Linked DNA regions of Mus musculus: region 2 is linked to region 1. A link is a loop called in an ENCODE intact Hi-C map of the cell type or tissue named here. Cell type or tissue: left cerebral cortex. All regions are shown on one strand.

Region 1 (8,000 bases):
TCATCATCTTTTGTTTGGATTTTTCGAGACAGGGTTTCTCTGTGTAGCCCTGGCTGTCCTGGAACTCACTTTGTAGACCAGGCTGGCCTCGAACTCAGGAATCCACCTGCCTCTGCCTCCTGTGTGCTGGGATCAAAGGTGTGCGCCACTACCGCCTGGCGACTAAATCTTCTTGCTTATGCAAAGTTATAAGGTAAAATGAGAACTACTGGATGCTAATTTAAATAATCATTTATTCTTAAAGTATTTTGCTTAGGCCAACCTTAAAAATGGACCTCACTAGAAATGCCTGAGATTAGTCAACACTGGGCTATAATACATAAGGTGCGAAAAGTATTACCCAGAACACTGAAATGATAATTGTCTAAATAAAAGCATTAACTATAGACTTTAACAACTCATGGAAATTACCATATAAAATAGTGACCAGCTATAGTATACTACTTCAACCAATATAAAAGTTTACCATTTGTAAAAAATATTTGTAACTTCCAATACTCCTCTTCTGAGAGAAACTTTAGGTCCTTTTGGCGCTCTTTCAACAGATCTTGTTTATCCAAAATCCACTGCAAACTAGAGAAGGTAAAGATTTAAAACATGGCATAGAAAGGCAACAGCAGGGATGGGAAGGGGAGGAGCTGCTTGAGGTACTGGGAGGAGAGAGGGTTGATATTGGGATGTAAAGTGAATAAATAAATTTATAGGAAAAAAGCCAACAAGCCAAAGCATTTAAAACATTAAGATTCAATAAGCTTACCATCTTCTACGAGGCACACCTCTCTCTGTCTTTATTTGTCTGTTTGGTTCTGGTTAGCTCTGGCTATCCTGGAACTCCTTCCATGGATCAGACCAGCCTCAAGCTCACAGAGATCGGCCCCTCCCCATCACCACCAAGTTCTGTGATTAAAGGCATGCAGTGCTTCACCCAGCTTCTTCTTCCTCCATTTATTTATTTATTTATTTATTTATTTATTTATTTATTTATTTGGAGGTATGTACTTAAAACATTGATAAAAGACAGTGTCTGGCTGGGAATGCAGCTGAGGTAGAGCACCAGTTTACCTCTGAAACTTCAGCATTAACTCTTCAGAATAGGTCTCTAAAATCCTTAGTAAATTATGTTCAACAATGAAATACTTGAGTTCTTCAATACATGCTCACCTGTTTCAAATACATTCAGACCTGGAGCAAATTTTATATTTTTCTAATTTAATCCCCTTTTCAATCAGTGTTTTCACCATCACCCCCAAGTTTCTCAGTCTTGTTGGACCAATAAAATCTCTTTGGTTTTTGTGAGTGCTATTTGTGAGTGGAATATATTTGTGAGTGCTTTGCTGGATATAAATCTGTGTCAATCAGTGTGACTCCCGTACTGTCTGGTCGATTAACAAGGATGCTGTAGACGCCATTTCAAACTCTCAGGTAAGTTATTCATCAGAGTTCTCTAGTTTTTCAGCAGCCCACTGGCAGCCTCAGCAAGATCGTTTGAAGAAAAAAACAAAAAACAGGAAAACTTGAGGGTAAAGAATCTCTTGATGGTTTCAAAGCTTCTCTACCTCTTTCTCAATTTCCTTCATAGTGTCATGTGTACCAAACACCAGCACACAGGTTTTCAGACCCTCTAGACTAAGAACCATCCTGGAAGATAGACTCTTGCTATATCCAAAGACTTACTACTGCCTGTCTTAGTATTATGTCACTGAGACAGGCAATCAAGGCATTATCTGAGCACCAGGATTAAGTACAGGCCCAAGCTTTATCCCACCTTTTTGGGTCATCCCCTTTTGTATTTCATTTTTTTAATGGAAACATCTCAGTGAGTGAGAACAATGTAAAATAATGTCCCCCAGTGATGCTTCATTGGCCTTTCATCTTCCCAGAAACACTTGGTAGCAAGGGAGGACCTGCTTTCAGAAACAGGTTTCCAAATTCAGTTTTCTTTCTTTCTTTTTTTTTCCCCCTTCTTCTTCTTTATTCTCAGGCAAAGAGGGAAACAAGCAAACCAATTCACAGAATTAAAATTTTGTTATTCTCTTCCCACTAAAATTTAATTAAACTAAATGTCTCTATCTAGTCCTGTTCATTTTTTATGTATTTAGTGGAAAGCCTGCTCAACGCTTAGCCCAAGCATACAACTTCCTGCATGTTTAACCAAATGTATTTAGAGACAAATATCTTTAAGATTACTTTAGCCCTTCCATGGTCACTGAAAGACATTAAAATTTAGTGATTTAAGTGGTTAAAGGAAGAGGACAAAATCTGGGAAATACACGACTTTAAGGCAAAATATAAGACACTGGCTAATGAATGAAAATGGATATATTTTGAGAGCCCCTGTGCTCGCAAATTCTAGAAGCATTAAAGTCAATTTAGGAGCCTGCAATTGGTGGCTCATGCCTTTAATTCCAACACTTAGAAGCAGAAGCAGAGGCAGGCAGATTTCATTAAGTTCGATGCCAGCCTGTGAGTTTTAGGGCAGCCATCCCTCAACGTGAGAAACACTGCTTCGGGGATGGGGGTAGTGGTGTCAATCTAGGCATAAGGCTGGGCCAGGAAGCAGCAGGTAGAAACAAGCACGACTCACTCCTCTCCTCTGAGTAAATATTAAATCTACAGTAAGGCGAATGACAAGAGATTATAATATCACTGCTATGAAAAAACAAACAAACAAACAAGCTAGCTAGCAATAGCCAACCATGTCCATCCAAAGCAGGGAACCTCACAGAGCTACAATGGGTCACTCTTTCCCTTGCCGGTGCCCACATCATCCCACCAATCAAACCCCAAATTTGAAATGAAACCGCCTCCGACTCCCTTCCCGGAGATCAAACCCCTTACCTCTTACCCATCCTTCGAGCTCACCTCCCCTCTGCTCCCGAAATCTCTCTGTGAGAAGAGGGGAGGCTCGCAAACGACAGCATCACGTTTCGGACCCCCGGCTTCCCAGGGAGGGCTCACCCGCAGCGGCCAGGATGGAAACCCCGAGGGATGGGCAGGCCCAGCCCTCCTGTGCCCCAGCCCCGGCCCCAGGCGAGAAAATGGAAGCTCACTTACTAGTGGGAGCTCTGCCAGAAGTTCCCTGCCATGGAATAATACTGCTTGCCCTGATACAAATGCACCAGCCAGCAAAGCGGCCCGCGGAGCGACCATAGACACAGTCCGGACGACTGTGCTCCTACCAGACTGGCTGGGCTGAACTCCACAGCCACCGCAGCCGGAGGAAGAGAACAGCACCCTCGTCGCCTTGACGCCGGTCGACAACACTGAGCGGCGTACACCGGTTCCGGCAGACAAAAGTTCCGGCCCGCCCTAGTTGCGGAGGAAGCTAGCAACCGCCCGACCGCCAATGGGCTTGTTGAGGCGGGAGCTAAGGAAACACGGGCGGAGGCTCCCGGTGGCGAGAGGCTCTCCCCGAGGTTTCCTGCCAATTCTCCTCCAGAGCGTCCACACACTGGGTTTCTGGTCTAGTGCGGTTTTCTTTTGGGTCCATTTAGGGATCTTGTTAATCCACGGTGTAGGCCTTCAGAAATAGCACACTGGCGTTGAAGAAAGCATGGCAGTATATGACTGCTTTTTCCCTAGGGCTGAAAGGAGAAATAAATGAAAGTAATTTTGGCCTTAAGATGTAAGTGCTCTTAGTAAAGTTCCTGTCGGTATTAAGCCTAACGAGTTAAGTGTAGACTTAACTTAGAGTAGCAATCTTTTTATGTCAGAGCCGGCTACTTGTTTACCTAAAAACATGAGCATATAAATGTACATCTAGCTAACACTTACGTTCCAAATGGGTATGCCGCAGAAATGCAATTAAATAATATTTAAATGTTGCTGTTATCATTGCAACTTTGCGTTCGCGTTTCGTACTGTACTTCGGCGGCAGAGTCAAGAACATGAGGAGTTTCAGGCCAGTCCTTGCTTCATGCTGAGACGCCATCTAGGGGAAAAGAGGAAAAGGGATGTAGATAATCAAGGATGTAAAATGCTTGCTGGTGCCCCAGAAGCTCTGGGTGATACTCAGCACTATATACACCTGCAAGCTAAGGGTATTCAATACCCTCAGATACGTTGTTTTGGGCCAGCCTAGGACAGGTGAGGATCTATCTAAATCTTTTAAGTTTTAATTTAAATTAAAAAATGTCTCTAAATGATTGGGCACACCTGAAAATTAGTCAAGAATTCCGAGGAAGATAGCACCAATGTTTTTCCTTTGTGAGTGGAGTCTAATTGAGATGTGGAATGGAGTGAAAACAATTTCTATAAGTGAAACTAGTATGCCAACTATAGAAAAGATGTTTTTAAATTCCACCCACTTAGGCACGTACACAATTAACCTGTGAAATACATTTATTCTTGAATTTGGATGAGCTAGACTAGGCTTCATTGTTATAACATTGTTATACCCCCAACTTAGCTTGAAAATTCGTCTCATTCTCATGGTATTTCCTAAAGCTGGCTAGTTCTTCCTGGCTGCCCTCTAGATCTTCAGAGAACTAGAGGGTTTCTATCTCCCAACTATTCATTTCAATGTTCCTTGCTTCCAAGATCAACATCTTTCTGGGCAGAACATGACTCAAGCGAGCTCTTTAATAACTAGTATTAAGAGTCTTGAAATAGAAACAACCCAATCAATTTTCATGACCCACTGACCAGAATATACCCAAATGACTCCAACTTAATAGCCAAGGTACCTAAAAAATGTTGAGAGGCATGTAATACATTTGTGAACATTACTGTTTGTTTCACTGCAGATCAGTTTGTTTGTTTGTTTGTTTTGTTTTTTCAAGACAGGGTTTCTCTGCATAGCCCTGGTTGTCCTGGAACTCACTTTGTAGACCAGGCTGGCCTGGAACTCAGAAATCCGCCTGCCTTTGCCTCCCGAGTGCTGGGATTAAAGGCGTGTGCCACCACGCCCGGCAGATCATATTTTTCTTTTTCTTTTTTTTAAAGATTTATTTATTTTATTTATATGAGTACACTGTAGCTGTCTTCAGACACACCAGAAGAGGGCATCAGGTTCCATTACAGATGGTTGTGAACAACCATGTGGTTGCTGGGAATTGAACTCAGGATCTCTGGAAGAGCAGTCAGTGCTCTTAACCGCTGAGCCATCTCTCCAGCCCCTCAGATCATATTTTTCAAAATGTGTTTTAAAGACACAACCATCACCCAAGTTGTGCATCATAGAGATTTAGATTTGCTTTAATTCTCTCTGCTCTTTTCCTTTTGTTTTATCAGCCTTGCATAAAGATTCTGTAACAAACTGCTTGCGATGTTTTATGTGCTTCTATGACACTTTTTTCTTTCTTTCTTTCTTTCTTTTTTTTTTACTGTTTTAGACAAGATCTCACTATGTACCTTTGGCTGTCCTTAAACTCACAAAGATCTGCCTGCCTCTTTCTCCTGAGTGCTGGAACTAAAAGTGTGAGCCACTACACCTAGCTCCTATAACACTTTAAAAACGGGAAGGCGTTAGCACACATCTTTAATCCCAGAACGCAGGAGGCAGAGGCAGAGGCAGAGGCAGAGGCAGAGGCAGAGGCAGAGGCAGAGGCAGAGGCAGAGGCAGAGGAGGCAGAGGAGGCAGAGGAGGCAGAGGAGGCAGAGGAGGCAGAGGAGGCAGAGGCAGAGGAGGCAGAGGCAGAGGCAGAGGCAGAGGAGACAGAGGCAGAGGCAGAGGAGGCAGAGGCAAAGGCAGAGGAGGCAGAGGCAGAGGCAGAGGCAGAGGCAGGCTGATCTCTTGAGTTTGAGGCCAGCCTGGTCTACAGAATGAGTTCAAGAATGGCCAAAGCTGGGCTGGTGAGATGGCTCAGTGGGTAAGAGCACCCGACTGTTCTTCCAAAGGTCCAGAGTTCAAATCCCAGCAACCACATGGTGGCTCACAACCATCTGTAGCGAAATCTGACGCCCTCTTCTGGTGTGTCTGAAGACAGCTACAGTGTACTTACATGTAATAAATAAATAAATCTTTAAAAAAAAAAAAAAAAAAAAAGAATGGCCAAAGCTACACAGAGAAACTCTGTCTTGGGGGAGAGGGTTGCAGTATCCTGGGCTGGCCTGGAACTCACTGTGAACTCAAGTGTTCTGATTTGCTTCTCTGTTATTGTGATAAAATGCTGACAAAGGCAACTTGGGTATATAAAGGGTTGGCTTCACCTTCTGCTCCAGCATCGAGGAAGGCCATGGCGGGAATCTGCTTCAAAACTGAAGCAGAGACCATGGAGAAAATCTTAATTCACCGTGGCTTACTACTTTGTTATGTTTCATGAGCCCACCTGCTCAGGGATGGCACTGCCCACAGTGGACTGGCTCCTCCCATATCAATTAGCAATCAAGAAAATGCCTCACAGACAAGCCCACAGGCCAGTCTAATGAAGGTAATTACTCAATTGAGAGTCCTCTTTGAAGGGACATCTAGGTTTGTGTCAAGTTGACAAGTATGATACCATTAATGTTCTACTTTACCTTTCTGATCCTCCTGCCTGCACCTACTAAGTGCTAAGGTTGCAGGCCTCTTCTATGTACTCTATTAATTTATATATTATACATGTCTATTGTTATCTTAGCACCTAGCATCTACTTTATGTCTGTGCCTATACACTTTCCCACATCTTTGTAACACCTAATAGGCATAGCAATACTGATATTTGTGGGGTTTGGGGATATTTTTAAACTGTGTATGTGTCAAGAAGAGGTTGTTAGATTCCCTGGAGCTGGAGTTAGAGGTGGTTGTGAGCTTCTCAAGCTGGTAATGAGATGGCCTCAGGCCTTCTGGAAGACCAGCAAGTGCTCTTAACCACTGAGCCATGTCTTCAGCCCATACACTGATATTTGTATCTAACTCTCACATAATTGGGGGAAGGTGTGTGCTTTAATATCATAACATGGATACAAAATCATGTTGGAATGTGAATGCAAAAACAAACTGCAACACATTATTAGAGCCATTATATAATACCATCCAGGTGCCTTTCTTTTGGGAAGACTTTTACACAGCTAACCAAAAAAAAAAAAAAAAAAAAAAAAACCCACATAGAATTGTTTTTTGTTTATATTCTGATTTCTGCTTCCAGTCCACAACACCAAACTTGCAGCACTTTCCAGAAAGGCTGTGTAAGTTAAGGTCCTAAAGCTGAGGTCTTCTGATCTCTGCAGGAATTTAACTTCGACTGTTCTCTCTCTTCTCCTCCCCTCTCTCAGAGTTTCAAGCTGGCTTCAGACTCACAGAGAGCCTGCCTTTGCCTTCCCTGAGTACTGGAGTTCAAGGCACATGCCACCCCTGCCCAGGTCATTCTCCTCACTTAATTTCCCTGTCTACTTCAGAGGATTTGTTTCACTTATTTTATTTTCGTGACCAGTGTGTTTTGCTTTGTTTTTGTTCTTCAAGACAGGGTTTCTCTGTGTAGCCCTGGCTGTTCTGGAACTTACTCTGTAGACCAGGCTGCCCTCAAACTCTGAGATCCAACTGCCTCTGCCACCGCCACCCAGCAATGGCCTAGTGATTTTAATTACTTACATAAACACGGGAAGGTTGATTTTGTGTGTGTGTGTGTGTCTGTGTGTGTGTGTGTGTGTGTGTGTGTTGGGGGGAGGTTAATTAACTGGAACTTGGGCAACGTATCTAAGGGAAATGTATTTGCCTCCGCCCAGAAAAACTGTTAATAACTCCACAGGAAGGGTAGAGCATCATGAGCCCCCCCACCCCATTTCAAGTCCTTCCTTGAAAGTTCTGTGAAATGGGAAAATCAAGTCCAGAAGACTATGTTTAGTGTTCTCCATTGTTGTGGATGGGCCTGGTGCTGCTTGTATTTTGATGCTAATTCCTCTCTCCAGGGAGGGGTGGCAGACAAAGAGTGAGTCAGAACTCAGACTTCTTGTGTACCAATCCCCTATAAAGGAGCCAATCACTGGGTGAGTAGGCAGGACTTCCGGGCTGGACGGAGGAAGTGAATAAGGAGAAGAGAGGGTTAGAGGCCTTTTGTAACGGGGATGGCATAAGGGCAAGA
Region 2 (8,000 bases), 87 kb before region 1:
GAACTCTCAGCTCTGCCTGTGCCATGCCTGCCTGGATGCTGCCATGCTCCCACCTTGATGATAATGGACTGAACCTCTGAACTTGTAAGCTAGCCCCAATTAAATGTTGTTTTTTATAAGACTTGCCTTGGTCATGGTGTCTGTTCACAGCAGTAAAACCCTAACTAAGACATGGTGCAATACGTATGTGGAAACATGGCTAGCAGTAAACTGAGCACTGTAAAGCTGAGAAACAGGAGGGTGCGTGTTCTTAGACTGCTGTTTCTACTTGAGAACGTTCTTTCACAATGAAAGTATTAAAAACACAGCAGCCCCCCACAGCCTGACTTGCCTTGTCGTTAGGTGAGGAGTGCTTCCTGGAAGCTCTGGGTTGATGGGCATTTCCTACAGTCACGGTGCCCTTGTTATGATCTTGGTCTGTTTCTTGTAAACTTCTGCATTTACTCATTTTCCCCAAAAGTACAGGTTTTGAAACCTATGCCACATGTAACATAAAACATTTTCAGCGAATGAATTCTTTTTAACACTTGTAACTTACTAGAAATATAAAAAGAAAATTTTCTTATTAAGAAATATATTTTTAAAATTCCTCTATTAGTATGGGTGTTTTGATGGCATGGATGTTGTGCACCACTTGCATGCAGACCCACGGAGGCCAGAAGAGGGTACTGAATTTCACCTTGGAACTAGAAGTGGAGTTACACACAGCTGTCAGCTCACAAGTCGTGAGGGTGCTTGGAACTTAACCAGGGTCCTATGGAAAAGCAGCCAGGGCTCTTAGCTGCTGACCCATCTCTCCAGCCCACTTAAAAGGGTAATTTTCTTAACAATTTCAAAATACAAGGTTAAAAGATTTAATCCCGGGAATAAGAAAATATATATACTTCATGCACACATACGCAAACCTGGTATCAAACACACCACACAGACCTAATTCTGTGTAAATCATGACTCTGTAACAGATAAAGCCAACAGATGTTTAAATAATTGAATAGATGCATATTCTTTATGAGAATGTTGTGATTTCTCCTCCTTACCCTTTCTTCTATGATAGGAAGTGAGATATCAATGAAGGGATCCTTCATGGTAGAGATCTTAAAGGAAAATAAGATGGAGACATTCGGTTAGAATTCTAGCATAGATGCACACTGTTGTTAAAGAGAAAAACAAGTCAAACCTCTCAGACAACTTATAACTTTAACTTATAAGTTAAAATACTGTATGAAGTGTTAGGAATAAAAAGTAGACAAGCATTTGACCGATTTCTCAGGATAATCTGTTTTAGAAGATACTGGTATAAGAGAGAAATCAGCATTTCTGTCCAATGCTGTATAAAATGTAGTAATAGTTATAGTCACATTTTATGTTTCAGTGTCATAAGTAAGAGGAGATACAATAATCCCTGTTTTCTAAAACTAGAGATGATAGAAGACCTGGAAAATTTTTATTCTTATTAAAATCTGATAAAAGTTTAATCTATTGTAGTCAACCACATTTTCAGAAATATTTCTTAACAAGCAGTTGAAAAATCTATAAACGTTCATGCCTGCTTTACGTTGTTGAAGTTGGCATTTAAATATGAAGTTCAAAATCAAAGATTAAGTGAAGAGTAAGAGTTTCTACACACATACACACACACCCTTTGTACATCACATAACACAAACAAACCCCAAAAACCCGAATCGAATGTGATAGTCTTTTTCTGTCCCCACATTTTAGGACGGGGCACTATGACCATTACTTGTTTCAGAGATGTCTCTCTCATCTCAGTCTAAACTAGAAGCTAACCTATTTGATCCATTCAGCCAGGCTTATCTGACATGTACCACTCGGGAAGCTGACACAGGAGAACTCCAGTTCAAAGCCTGAGCTACACATACACAGCAGAATGGAGTGAGGAAAAGCCTAAGGACCTCACAAGGAAGTCAAGAGGAAAAACAGTTACACAGCACAGAAACACACGGACTTAGAAACACTTAGAAGTGTGCTTGCCACTTAGAAGTGGAAGGCAGATATTACGAAAATCATTGCATAGCCATGTGCCAAGGTTTTTTTAATGACAAGACTTCATGTAGAAGGAAAACTCTTTGCTGTCATTATCACTGGCTGTTTTAGATTAGAAAAGCTGACTAGCATGCTGAGTACAGGAGAAATACACTCTACTCAGAATCCCTGTAGCCTTTATCCATAGGGTTTCTACAGGGAAGTTAAGTGATGGCCACTGTCATAACAGTGTAGTTCTACTTTCTGCAGTAATGGGTTTCATGTACTATAAGTCTTAGAGCCTGGGCAAGCAAAGCTTTATAAAGGAAAGGCAGTTCACTTGCACAAAACTAGTTACTTCTGAGACACCACTACTGTCCTTTAAGAGGTTTTATTTGTGTATGAAGCAAATATTGGGAATTTGAATTAGTACTTCTTGTTATTGAAAGTAAGTCTATCATCAATTTATTAGATCACATCCATGATTTTGCTATTGTTATCTTCTGATAACCACCGTGATACCTGAGAAATAAAGCAACACAACACAGCAATGTGACTGTAGTGTATTCCATGAAGTGAATTCTAGGTACATACGTTCGCACATTCTTCACACATGACTGTGCTAGTTAATTCGCCAATAAAGATGCGATCTATGAAGTTCATCTTCACACCTTCCTTTCCATAGGCTGTTAAAAGAACACATTTCTTCTAAATTAAAAAAATTCACAGAACAACCACTGATCCGAGAGTGACATGCTACTACTCAAGTCATTTGGATAAAATATAGCTTCTCTATTATATCCAATAATGTATTTTAATATATCACATTACATCTTTCTCCTTTACAATTTTGTAGAGGAACTGTGACTATTGAGTTCCATAATCTTTAAGAATTAACACCATGTAGGTCCCAGGAATTGAATTCCACTTGCCAGGGTTGGCAGCATATATCTTTACTTGCTGAGTCATCTTGCCAGTGCAAATTATTTTAATAGGTAAATATAGCAGTAACTACTAGCTCATACTACACCCAAGCTGCTCCTATTAACTTTTTTGACATTTCTGTATCTAATCTAAAGGTGGACAGGACAGGGAAAAATAGCTGCTTCAAGGCTAAAGATTCCAGAATCAGAGCAATAAAAGGGGGTATAAAATACAGTGTGTGAAGCACAGAATAAGAACTCACCTGGGGAATTAGTATAAACACACACACACACGTGCTTGGTGATTACTTTCAAAGTTGAAATCATTTGATTTATGGAGTGCTTACGAATCAAAGGAAGCTGTGCTAATGGTTGGCCGTAAAATAACTGGTGTTGGAGACACTGACCAAACAATAGGCTGTAAGTATGTGTAGTTAAACTAGTTGACACACACACAGGCTGCTCTCAAGCTCACAGAGATCCGCCTGCCTCTGCCTCCCAGTGCTGGAATTAAAGGCATGCGCCACCATTAGCCAGCTGACAGAAAGTACATTAACAAAACTGCTCACTGGCTTTTAAAATCTATCCTTTGCAAGCCTCTACCTTTGTTGAAAACTATTAAAAGGCATTATCCAAAGCACTGAATAACAGAGAAGACATACTTTAAAACCAATAGACATTTTATAGTAACTATTAAGAAATTCTGTCTTCTTACGAAAAAATGCACAAAAAGGAGACACAGTTGAAAGAAAACCAGCGTTATTGCTCTATGCATGCACTAGATGGCAGCATTGCAACACAGAGTAACAAGGCACATGCTGGAGAAATTATGCCCCACCCACCTCCTTGGGAGACAGGGTCTCACTATGTAGCTCTGGCTGTCCTGGAACACACTATGTAGACAAAGCTGGCCTCAAACTCCTAGAGACCCACCTGCCTTTGCCTCCCAAGTGCTGCAATTAAAGGTGTGTACCACTGTCCCAACTGTAACTACAACAGTGTTAGAGCACTTGCTTATAAATTAGTCACATATTATAAACAGTATAATACCACAAAAATAAAGTTAGAAATAAAATACATACGACATCTTACAGTGTCCTTTACAATGATGAGCTCATACTAACAGAATCTCAAAACAAAATGTACACTAAGTGAGAATTAGATGTCACAGGATATAAACTCGAACTGCAATATCTGAACAAGCCTTGCTTAATCACTGGCTTGTCTCATGTTGGCAGACTGTAGCAAAAGGCTGAAGGAGTCAAGACTTGCTGCTATTTATTATTAGTCTCTTAAATAAACAGTGAGTCTGCAACATCTTTGGAGCTTATAGGCATTTTGTCTAGATTAAAACTAGGTAAGGTGGCTGCCCTCAGAAGTGGGCTTAAACCTTCTCCAGAGGTGGTGAACCAACGCCTGAGAGTGTAAGCCTGGGAATCAATGGAGGTACAGGGGCGGGGTGGGGGGGGAGGGTAGACTCATGTGGGGAACACGCTTCTGATGGTGAACTAGACATAGCAGCGAACCGTTTTCTATAGACAAGTGTCTCCTGACTTAAATAAGAGAAGCCCCTCCTTACAATAAACAGTGGTGTGCTCACACTCATGGCTGTCCCAGGATGCAGAAAATAAAGAGATAGTCTGGGCCCATCCCTAATCAAGCCACTTACACAACTCCCTCTAAGGCAGGGAACACTGCAGAAGAGGGGACAGGAAATATTTAAGAGCCAGAAGACAGGGGGAAGGGCTACCAAATTTCATTCTCTAGATGTGATACAACTATTGTAAAGTGTACATGTGAAATTATAAAAAACAATAATAGTAATTAAAAGCCATTTAAGAAGAAAACCCTTAGGTATATCAGCAAGCCTCCTCATCTAACATAAAGGTGCTAGAGCTCAGTTCTCAAGAGAGGGCGCTACTTTCCGTAATTCCTGAAGTCCTATGTACGGATGTGTCAATCTATACATGTGATATTAGTTCAATTAAAAAAATGCAGCCAGGTGATGGTGGCTCACTCCTTTAATTCCAGCACTTGGGAAGCAAAGGCTAGTAGGTCTCTGAGTTAGAAGCCACCCTGCTCTACAGAGTGCGTTCCAGAACAGACAACGCTACACAGTGAAACCCTGTCTTGAAAAACCAAACAAACAAAAATAGGTAAAAGAAAAACAAGCACCCATATATTGTCACGTGTTCTTTCTATCGCAGACATTCTTTCTTGCGGACAGATCCTGAGTCAGCATTTTCAAATGTTCAAGTATGGGTTTCATAGGAAGACTGTTGATACCCATTTCTATAGTGACATAATGTCACCTATATTTCTCAAGCACAAAGCATCAAAGTAGCACCTTCTAGAAGCACCACTTGAGTCCTGTCTCCTTACCTGGTCTTAGTCACCACTCATCAGTTTCCTCACCTAGAAAGCCGGTTGCTGTTGATGATTGGAGTTTTTCAAGTCCTTCACAGGCCCGGACAGGCCCCCAGCAAGCATCTCTGGCATCTAGTCTAGTTAATTTTAACACTGAGCACGTATCTCCCCATCCTTTTCCTTGAGAGAGTATTCCCTTTCTAATTTTTAGTTTTGGATTCATCTATTTAATGTATGAGTGTTTTGCTTAACATAAATACCATATACGTGAACGTCAGAAGGTGTTGGGTCCTCTGGACCTGGAATTACAGATGGCGATGAGCCACCTCTGCGGAGCCTGGGAACTGAATGTGGGTCCTTTGTAAGAGCAACAAGCGCTTTTAAGAACTCAGCATCTCCAGCCCCTTAATTTGGGGGAGTCGGTTCTCAGCTGTGCAGCCTTGTCACTGGAAAGAGGCTGCTCTGTGCTCTGCCTCTGTGCCCAGCCCTAGAGATTTCTTGCCTCCCTTTAACAGAGAAGGGTATGACCCTTTCCACTGTATCCAACTACCTGCCTACACTGCCCACATTGGCCAGTTATGAAATAATTAAAGCTGTCCTCCACCCTGTAGCACAGTGGCTCTAATCACAAACCCATTTTTGAGGGAGCGTCTGTGAAGCCACACCCACCTGACCCTTACTGCAACATTCAAACAGAGACACTCTTGCTAGAATAGTCTCTCACAAATTAGAACGAACTGAATCCTAGCCACATGTAACAAGATTCTAGTCTTCTCAACATATAAGGTATGCTTCTGTACATGGCTCTAATTCTTACAACCAAGAGACTCCAGTTAGCAAGGATTAAGAACATGACTGTGAAGCCTGGACAAGAACTAGGGCTCACAGAAAAATCATGGCATTTTGCAGTTGACAATGTTTTTTTCAATATGTAAAACAGATCCCACAGTTTCATCTTAAATACACAGCACTATCTGACGTACTAAGCGACGTAGGACTATTTCCTCTATGATTTGTCTCCTCAGTCATTGCCCACAAGACTCAAGTACTACACAATAGTATCTTTGCAACACACACACACACCTTAAAACGCAACACACCATTGTAGCTGTAAAATCCAATGTAATACTAAAGTAATATATTCTAATGTGCATTTATTTACAACTACCTGGACAAATTCACTCTACAGCTCTGATATCAGCAGCTCACACATTCCTAATGTCCCACGTGGAGGAGCTGTAGGAATAGTGCAGACAGAGTCATCTTTAACACTGTGAAAAGGGAAGATACACCACTGGGTAGTGCCTCTGCTCCCCTGCACCATAGGTCAGAGCCTGGGGAGACGCACTCTCCTCCTAAGGTTACTACCTTAGAGATAAGTCCACGTCCTCAATTGCTCCTCTGTAAAGATCCTGTTTTAGGTTATTAGCATATATTCCTGTTATATAATAATGGAGTTTCATTACATTTTCATACATGTCCTTCATCATATTTATCCATAACACTTCTGTATCTCCCACTCCTACTGATCCCGTCCTCCTGTGTACAGGAGAATGGGTGAAGGGAGGTTACTTACAGACACATGGCCATCTCCTTCCTCTAGCAACCGCTAACGTATTAATGCACTCAGGGAAGGAGAGGCTTTACGACCCCTCCCCTCTTCGGGACAGTTTTGTTCAGGCACTGGAAAGCACAGTGGCTGGAAGTTCCTGAGTGCGAGGCCAGGCTATGTGCAGAGGAAGGTGTTCTCCAACACTCTACCCTCCCTGGTTCTTAGATCCTTTCCCTCACCTACCCTGTCATGTTCCCCGAACCTTGGAGGGAAGAAGAAACCTTAATAAATTGCTCTATGACGTAATTTTTAACAGAGTCAACATACCTTTGACCTTTTTTCTAGTTTCATCATCAGCAGTCTTGGTAGTTGGGTTGTTGAAGGCTTTTAGAATGCTGGCTTGTATCCTCTGTAAAACAGAGATATGAGAATCTAGTGAGGGTTCAAGAAGCTCTCATTCACAACAAAGGACAACAGAGCAAGGTACACTGTGGGTCTTGGCTACCTTTAAAGTAAAATCTTGAAGTCTTAACTAGGTACTTATTGTTAGGAAATGTGGTTTTCATTGTTTTGAATTGTTTTGTAAGACTGAGCCTTGCCGAACAGATACACATGTAGAAATGCTACGTGTCACCTCTCTTTCAGCTGTACAATTCCCCAAAGGAACCAACCTTCTACCTAGGCATGCTAGCACATGCCTGTAATCTCAGCATTTGGAAGAGGGGCAGGATTGTGAGGTAGGGCCAGTCTGGACTCACAAACAGAGAACGACCTTGCTTCTAAAGTCAACTCAAAAGTAAAAACAAAGGAAAACAAAACTACTAAGCTTCCCTAATGACAAGTGTTCATAGGTGAGAGTTAACTTTCTGTTTAGGTTTCCTCTCACATTTAACGCATTTTGCACAAGCCAAGTAACCCAATTCAGTTTTTCCTCAGGGTTAGAGTGGCTCTCTCCCCTTCTCCCTCCATCGAAACTGTCACTCCTTGTCAAGACAAAAGAAAGGAAACAAAAGATCAGATCACATGAAACTGTCTGTCCATAAAGAAACATTAATAGATAAGACGCTATGCATACAGAAACCCTAAAATCCAGACTATCAACTAACATCTGTCAAGAATTTCCCAATCACAATTATAGCAATCGTTACACTTAGTGTTGTTAATAATGGCTGTGT

Evidence for each region. A loop is a pair of places that touch in the nucleus more often than their neighbours do. Peaks named below come from ENCODE experiments on the same cell type or tissue, not always from the same donor. Only the 100,000 strongest peaks of a DNase experiment are listed, where the experiment ranks them.
Region 2: it touches region 1 in a loop (2.7-fold over the local background); 15 of 42 quality-filtered maps call a loop at or near these places.

What each region holds. Positions count from the first base shown.
Region 1 is chr4:21,722,970-21,730,969 of GRCm38, reverse strand. It overlaps Ccnc (cyclin C), which reads right to left and starts at 3,269. Exons shown (of 12, transcript NM_016746.4): 1 at 3,055-3,269; 2 at 467-573. The coding sequence starts at 3,086. In left cerebral cortex, a CTCF peak has its summit at 3,935; DNase peaks (open chromatin) are centred at 2,562, 3,292 and 3,915; H3K4me3 peaks cover 1,942 bases; H3K27ac peaks cover 1,181 bases.
Region 2 is chr4:21,809,976-21,817,975 of GRCm38, reverse strand. Usp45 (ubiquitin specific petidase 45) reads right to left here. Exons shown (of 18, transcript NM_152825.2): 10 at 7,153-7,234; 11 at 2,578-2,669; 12 at 1,038-1,094; 13 at 332-475. Among named protein-coding and RNA genes, the nearest start is that of Pnisr, 34 kb to the left of the region's middle. In left cerebral cortex, a CTCF peak has its summit at 3,680 (motif pointing right); a DNase peak (open chromatin) is centred at 3,718.